Linked DNA regions of Homo sapiens: region 2 is linked to region 1. Evidence: chromatin contacts called from ENCODE Hi-C or POLR2A ChIA-PET data. All regions are on one chromosome and are shown on one strand. Each heading gives the region's core, a stretch centred on a gene start or an enhancer-like site at or near the end of the contact. The rest is flanking DNA. Distances are from core to core; before and after follow the strand shown.

Evidence for each region. A loop is a pair of places that touch in the nucleus more often than their neighbours do. ChIA-PET counts read pairs that join two places held with the same protein, here RNA polymerase II (POLR2A). Pooled maps may share reads with other maps.
Region 2: a map of sigmoid colon shows a loop between it and region 1 (6-fold over the local background). The contact joins the promoter of HEXA-AS1 here to the promoter of NEO1 in region 1. A Hi-C loop is called at or near these places in 3 of 168 maps with a recorded cell type or tissue (heart right ventricle, naive thymus-derived CD4-positive, alpha-beta T cell and sigmoid colon), 1 of 37 single-sample maps with no recorded cell type and 11 of 50 pooled maps. POLR2A ChIA-PET finds 5 or more read pairs at or near these places in 2 of 52 experiments (GM12878 and WTC11).

The regions. Positions count from the first base shown.
Region 1 is chr15:73,050,795-73,053,867 of GRCh38, reverse strand. NEO1 (neogenin 1) reads right to left here and starts at 1,405. Exons shown (of 29, transcript NM_002499.4): 1 at 1,063-1,405. The coding sequence starts at 1,192. RefSeq lists silencers at 1,086-1,465, 1,696-2,015, 2,106-2,175, 2,236-2,285.
Region 2 is chr15:72,374,604-72,377,676 of GRCh38, reverse strand. HEXA-AS1 (HEXA antisense RNA 1) reads right to left here and starts at 1,564. Exons shown (of 1, transcript NR_027262.1): 1 at 1-1,564. It overlaps HEXA (hexosaminidase subunit alpha), which reads left to right and starts at 1,663. Exons shown (of 14, transcript NM_000520.6): 1 at 1,663-1,957. The coding sequence starts at 1,705. RefSeq lists enhancers at 904-953, 1,284-1,423, 1,315-1,871, 1,872-2,427.

The DNA of each region.
Region 1 (3,073 bases), core at 156-2,655:
AGTACTGGTTCAGCGGTAAGACTGCTTTCAAATGTAAAAATATCATATCTCACACGAGTGAAAGTTTTGTCAAGTTTTATGGTACACCACCTTGGTCAAATAATTTTAACAGATTACATGCTAATTTGCCTTTCAACTGCTGAGTGTATCCTGCTCAACAATACCGTAAGGTCCTTCCCGGAAGGCTTGGCATTTTTGTTCGTTGGTCCCCTTAATAGGAATGCAGGTGGTTTCAGTAATCTATAATATTCCAAAAAAGAACTGAAAATGGCTTTTGAGGTTCAATGTTTATACAATGCCATCTGAAAACATTGTACAAGTACCTAAAATCTGATGCTTAGACAATTCCCTTGGTTAAGAGTGGTTAATAGGCTGTAAATATAGTTGTAATCCCCAGGAAAGAAGAGGCATTTCATAACGGAAACACTAACAGATACGATCACTCCGAGCCGCTCTCCAAGGCGTCCTCATCGTTAAATCAACACCAGGGGTTGTGAGCGGGCAATTGTGCCCCTCTGACACCCCCGCTCTTCCGCAGACTCGGGCTCCAATCCCCGCGCGAGGAGTCCCTCGAGACTAGCCAGCTCTTCCTCGAGACTTCGGAAGCTGGGAAATCCCTGGCCAGGGAACCAGGAGCTCAAGCCCCCTCCCCTTTCCTTTCCTGAAAATTAATGAATTGGCCGTCTGATTGTTTATTTAATGAGGTGTGTAGTGGCCTCTACTGGTGCTAGTGTGAGCACAAGAATGTCCCACTCTTACAAGTGGGATGAGCCTGGGGGAGGGGAGAGAGGCGAGGGGTGAACCTGCCTCCAGGTACAAAGCTGGGAACTAGACCCCTGCGCCCCCGACCTGCCCCCCGGCAGCCGCCCCTTCCCCGGTGGCGCCCCCTCTCGCCCTTCTCCTCCCCACCACGCGCGATCCCCTTTCTCTTCGGCAACCGGAGCCGAGGCAGAGAAGTTCCTGCACGTTTCCTCCTGGATCCTAAACAAAAACACCGCAGCCGCGGCCGCCTGAGCCGGTGCCGCGCCCCCGCGAACCCCCGGGCCCGCGCCCGCCGCTTACCTGGGGACTGCGGCGCGGAGCCGCTCCTGGCGGCCGCGGCGCCCGGCGCCCGGCGCCCGAGCAGCAGCAGGCAGTAGAGCCAGAAGGAGGGGGTGCTGAGGAGTCGCCGGGCTCCCCGCTCCGCCGCCATCTCTTCCCCGAGAGTGAGCGGCAGCGGCGGCGACAGCGCCGCGGAGCCCTTGCCTCCTTCCCTCCCGCGCGCCTCAGCCGGTCCCTCGCTGCAAGCTCGGCTCCCGCGGCCGCCGCTGCTCCAGCCCAGCCCGGCCCGGCCCGGCCCGCGCAGCCCCTCTCGCTGGAGGGGAGACTCCAGGGCGCCTCCCTCCTGCAAGGGGGCGGGGAGGGGAGGAGAGCGAAGAAGGGGAGTCAGTACATTCCGGGGCGGGGGGGGGGGGGCGGTGGGTCGGTCTCCAGGTTCCAGGCGCCGCCACCCGCCGCCGACTCCGGCTCCACACACCAGCGCGAGGGGGGCGGAGACCGCGGACGGCGGGGGCGGGGGCGGGGGCGGGGGGCGGGAGTCCCGGGCGCGCACACGCGCACGCGCGCGCCTCGCCCGCACCCCCTCGGCTCCGCGCGCGGCCCGCCCCCGCTCCAATCCCGGCTGCCGCCTCTCGGGCCGTGGCGGGCCCGCTCCCCTCCCCCTTCTCCCCGGAGCCGCTGACGGGTGCGGGGCGCGCGCGCCGGGCGCTGCTGCTGGCGTCAGGGAAACCCCGGAGAAGCGGATCCTCCTGCTCCTCCCGCCCGCTCGCCGCAGCCCCTCGGCTCCGCGCGCCCCCGCCTCCTCCTCCTCGCCTCGGGGACAAATTCCCCCCTCACCTCCCCAGATGCCTCTGGCTGCAGAGACCTGAGGGCGAGAGGCGCTCCGAGCTCAGGCTGGTCCGGGAGGCCGGCGTGGGCGCGCACCTCTGCACAGTCCGGGCCTGGAGCCTCTATATAGGGCCTCAGAGGAAACCGAAAGGCCTCCGGGAGGAAACCTGGGTGCGCAGTGGGTCGGCCCGGGGATTTATGTGCTCGCCAAAAACAATAGCGATCCCGCCCGACTCTTGCTGGGCCCTGGCGCGGCTCCCGTGGGAGGGGGCCGGCCGCGCAGCCGCTGACCTCCGGCTCCCAAGCCGGGCCGCCGTCGCCGCGCGCTTCCCCCGGGCAGCGCCGGGACCCGCCCGAACCGCGCCCCCACCCGCATCGCTCGGCCCGGGTCCAGGGAACTAGGCACAGACAAAGGTGCCCGCTGTCCACTTCCTCAGCTCGTGCGGGGGCCCCGACCGAGCCCTGGGACTCCCCGGGGCCAGTCTTCTCGCAGTAACTGCTACGTTTTACCTGTACCTTTGCGGGACACTTGGCGTTTTCCTACCTGGGAATCACGTCTTTCGCTGATAAACCAAGGAGCAAGTGGGATATGATTTTAAACCACTTAGTAATCGTGAGGCAGCACCCAGGCTACACAAAGTTAGGAGAAAGCAGTTTGTAGTTCCACTGCTGATGAGACTATTGATCATTTTATATACTGCACCCATGAAAAATTTTTAAAGAAAATTTATTTGTATGATTATGCAAGCAGAGTCACGTTTGGTGGTTGATAGGCGTTGGGTTTTATTCACTCTTCTGTGTAGTCGATAACCGAAATGTCTTGCTTCCCACAAGAAAATGGCTATTTCACTAACATATCCCTCTGTGCTTTCTCATAGTTACTTTCCAAAGATATTTTATTCTAAAGCGCCAAAATGAACAATGTAAGACATGGATTAACGTCGGGAGGGAAGAGCTCAGAATCTTCATAAAACCTTAAATCATCAAAACGGTGAAATTAGGAATTCTCATGCTAGTTCTTTGAAACAATTGACTTAATAGAGGAAACACATGCTTATGGTTTTTCACTAGGGAAACCATTTAAATACCTTTTTGTTTTGGTTAGAGTTGTTAACCAGCAAAAATATTTCCTAAATACCCGTGATTGACCTGTTAAATTAGAAATAGATTACCTCCCAATTACTTCACAAGTATTTGCTTAATTAAC
Region 2 (3,073 bases), core at 315-2,814, 680 kb after region 1:
TTTGGTAACATCTCTCCTGACTGGCAGAGTACCCAGACACTTAATTAATGCTGATGAAAATTAAGATTTAAGCAAAGAAGAAATTGGTGTAAGAATGCAAGCCTTAGGATCTGAAACTTGATGACTGTGGGATCTAATTTCTGCTTCTTTTGCTACAAGCTCTGTTTTTGAATAATCAACTTTCAAAGACAAATTGCTTGATGAATCTCTGTATTGTCAGAATGTTTCTTTGATTTCCCATCAAAGCCATGTATGTGTAACTAGTAATTAGGTACCTACGACCTGAATATAAATTATCATTATTTCAGTAGCCCTTTATTTGTTTTTGAGAAAGGGTTTCACTATACTGCCCAGGCTAAACTTGAACTCCTTGGTTCAAGTGATCCTGCCGCCTCAGCCTCCTGAATAGCTGGGAGTAGCTGGGACTACAGGGATGTGTTATCATGCCCAGTGAAAGCCCTTTATTTTTAAAAGTTCATTTTCCTGATCTTTACATGTATTTTAATACTAAAATTAAATTTAAAAATTTTAAAAAGTACCTACTAACCAAATAATGCCACCCAATAACAATAGCATTATTTGTATTATGTTCTGGTAATATAGTGGTGAACAAGGAAGACAGGGTCTCTGATAACTGTGGAATTCTCCTTGATCACTTCTCAAGCCTCTCTTCCGGATACTATTTCTTGGATCTACAGCTGTCTTCCTTCCCCACTTCTGTAGTTCAGTCTCTCATTATTCTCTACCTCCAATAAAAAGGGGCCTCCTAACTGGTTTCTTATGCAACTACTCAACATGGTATTTCTAAAATGCAGATCTTTCGGGATGATTTTCAATTGCTCAGAGAATAAATTCCTTGACTTTCTACGTAAGGCCCTGCAGGACCAGGCCCCTGTCATTATCTCTGAGCACTCTCCATCTTGCACCCAAAGCCCCAGCAATATCTTACTGCTTTCAGTAAATACACACCGGGCTATGTGGGGTTTTGTCTGGGGAAAGGGGATGTGAGTTGTAACTAAGAGATTTATAGTCAATCTTGAAGGGAAGAGCTCATATTGGAGGCAATGGAATGCCTCAAGCTGGCTCTGAAAGTACACATTTTTTCCAGTCATAAGTAGATCACATTTGTGTGATCTTGTGATCCTCTCTCTAGCAGAGCCGTGCAGACTACCTACTTCCGGCCCTTTCTTGCCCCACGAAATTTCACATCACAACGACTTGTGGTTTTAATCCTCCGTTTTTCTGCTTCTGAAGTTACTTCAGCCTGGCAAGTCCTTTACCTCCCCGTAGGCCTGGCGAGCTGCATCACAACATTCAAGATTCACCCTAGAGCCATCTGGGAAACTTTCTTCTCCAGGTCGCCCTGCGTCCTCGCCTCCCCACCCCGTTCTTCTCGAGTCGGGTGAGCTGTCTAGTTCCATCACGGCCGGCACGGCCGCAGGGGTGGCCGGTTATTTACTGCTCTACTGGGCCCGTGAACAGTCTGGCGAGCCGAGCAGTTGCCGACGCCCGGCACAATCCGCTGCACGTAGCAGGAGCCTCAGGTCCAGGCCGGAAGTGAAAGGGCAGGGTGTGGGTCCTCCTGGGGTCGCAGGCGCAGAGCCGCCTCTGGTCACGTGATTCGCCGATAAGTCACGGGGGCGCCGCTCACCTGACCAGGGTCTCACGTGGCCAGCCCCCTCCGAGAGGGGAGACCAGCGGGCCATGACAAGCTCCAGGCTTTGGTTTTCGCTGCTGCTGGCGGCAGCGTTCGCAGGACGGGCGACGGCCCTCTGGCCCTGGCCTCAGAACTTCCAAACCTCCGACCAGCGCTACGTCCTTTACCCGAACAACTTTCAATTCCAGTACGATGTCAGCTCGGCCGCGCAGCCCGGCTGCTCAGTCCTCGACGAGGCCTTCCAGCGCTATCGTGACCTGCTTTTCGGTTCCGGGTCTTGGCCCCGTCCTTACCTCACAGGTGAGTCGGACTTGTCCCGCCCTGTTCCTGGGCCCTGAGAGTGCCTGCCTGGGGACAGTTCCCCCAGGGCTCCAGAGACGCCCTATGGGCTTTTGTCCAGCCCTCTGATCACAGGCACTCCACTTCCTCCTCGAGCTGCATTAGGTTTTCATCCAAAGATAACTACTATAGGACTACGGTTCAATCAGGAGATTAATTTATGGAAAATACTGTGCCAGCAGAAATCTAAGGTGATCCTTCTGACCGTGTTCAAGCTAGCCAGGGTCCTAGTGAGACTGTGAGCAAGGGCTGAGTAGAGACCAGAGAAAACACTCAAAATTGGGGAGACATAATACAAGAACTATGCAAAGTTACATACAAGTTTCTGGCACATAGAATGTTTGGCGGGCGGATCACGAGGTCAGGAGTTCGAGACCAGCCCGGCCAACATAGTGAAACCCCGTCTCTACCAAAAACACAAAAAATTAGCCAGGCGTGGCGGCGCGCGCCTGTAGTCCCAGCTACTCGGGATGCTGAGGCAGGAGAATCGGTTGAACCCATGAGGTGGAGGTTGTGGTGAGCTGAGATCGCGCCACTGCACTCCAGCCTGGGCAACAGAGCAAGACTCCCTCTCAGAAAAACAACCCCCCCCCCCAAACAAAACAAAACAAAACAAAAAAAGTGTAAATTGTGAAAGAAATCATAGAACATAAGGAAGTGAGTTTCCAGCGGCCACTTGGAATGGGATGGTAGATGTAATTAGCCGGGACTGAAAAGAGGGTATTCCAGGCAGGAAGAAGGGCTTGAGCAGAGGCACAAAGAATTATGATTGAGTTCAAAGTTCAGGTCTAGTGGATGTGATGAGTGGGGGCTGGGGATTGAGGAGGGATGAGGGTGGGGAAAATGTGGGGTTGAAGAGTCAAGAGCGCTTTAGACATTGGTTTCACATAAAATGGAAGGGGCTAACAGTTTTCTTTTAGGCAGCTATGTAATCAGTACTGAAAATTGTATTTGAGGATAATTATTCCACAGCACATTTGTAAGTCGAGCCAACAATGTAAAGGAATACAATTCTGCTGCATGGGTTCAAAATTTAGAAGTTTCTTGATAATCTGGAATCTAGCTCTTTGGTTATAT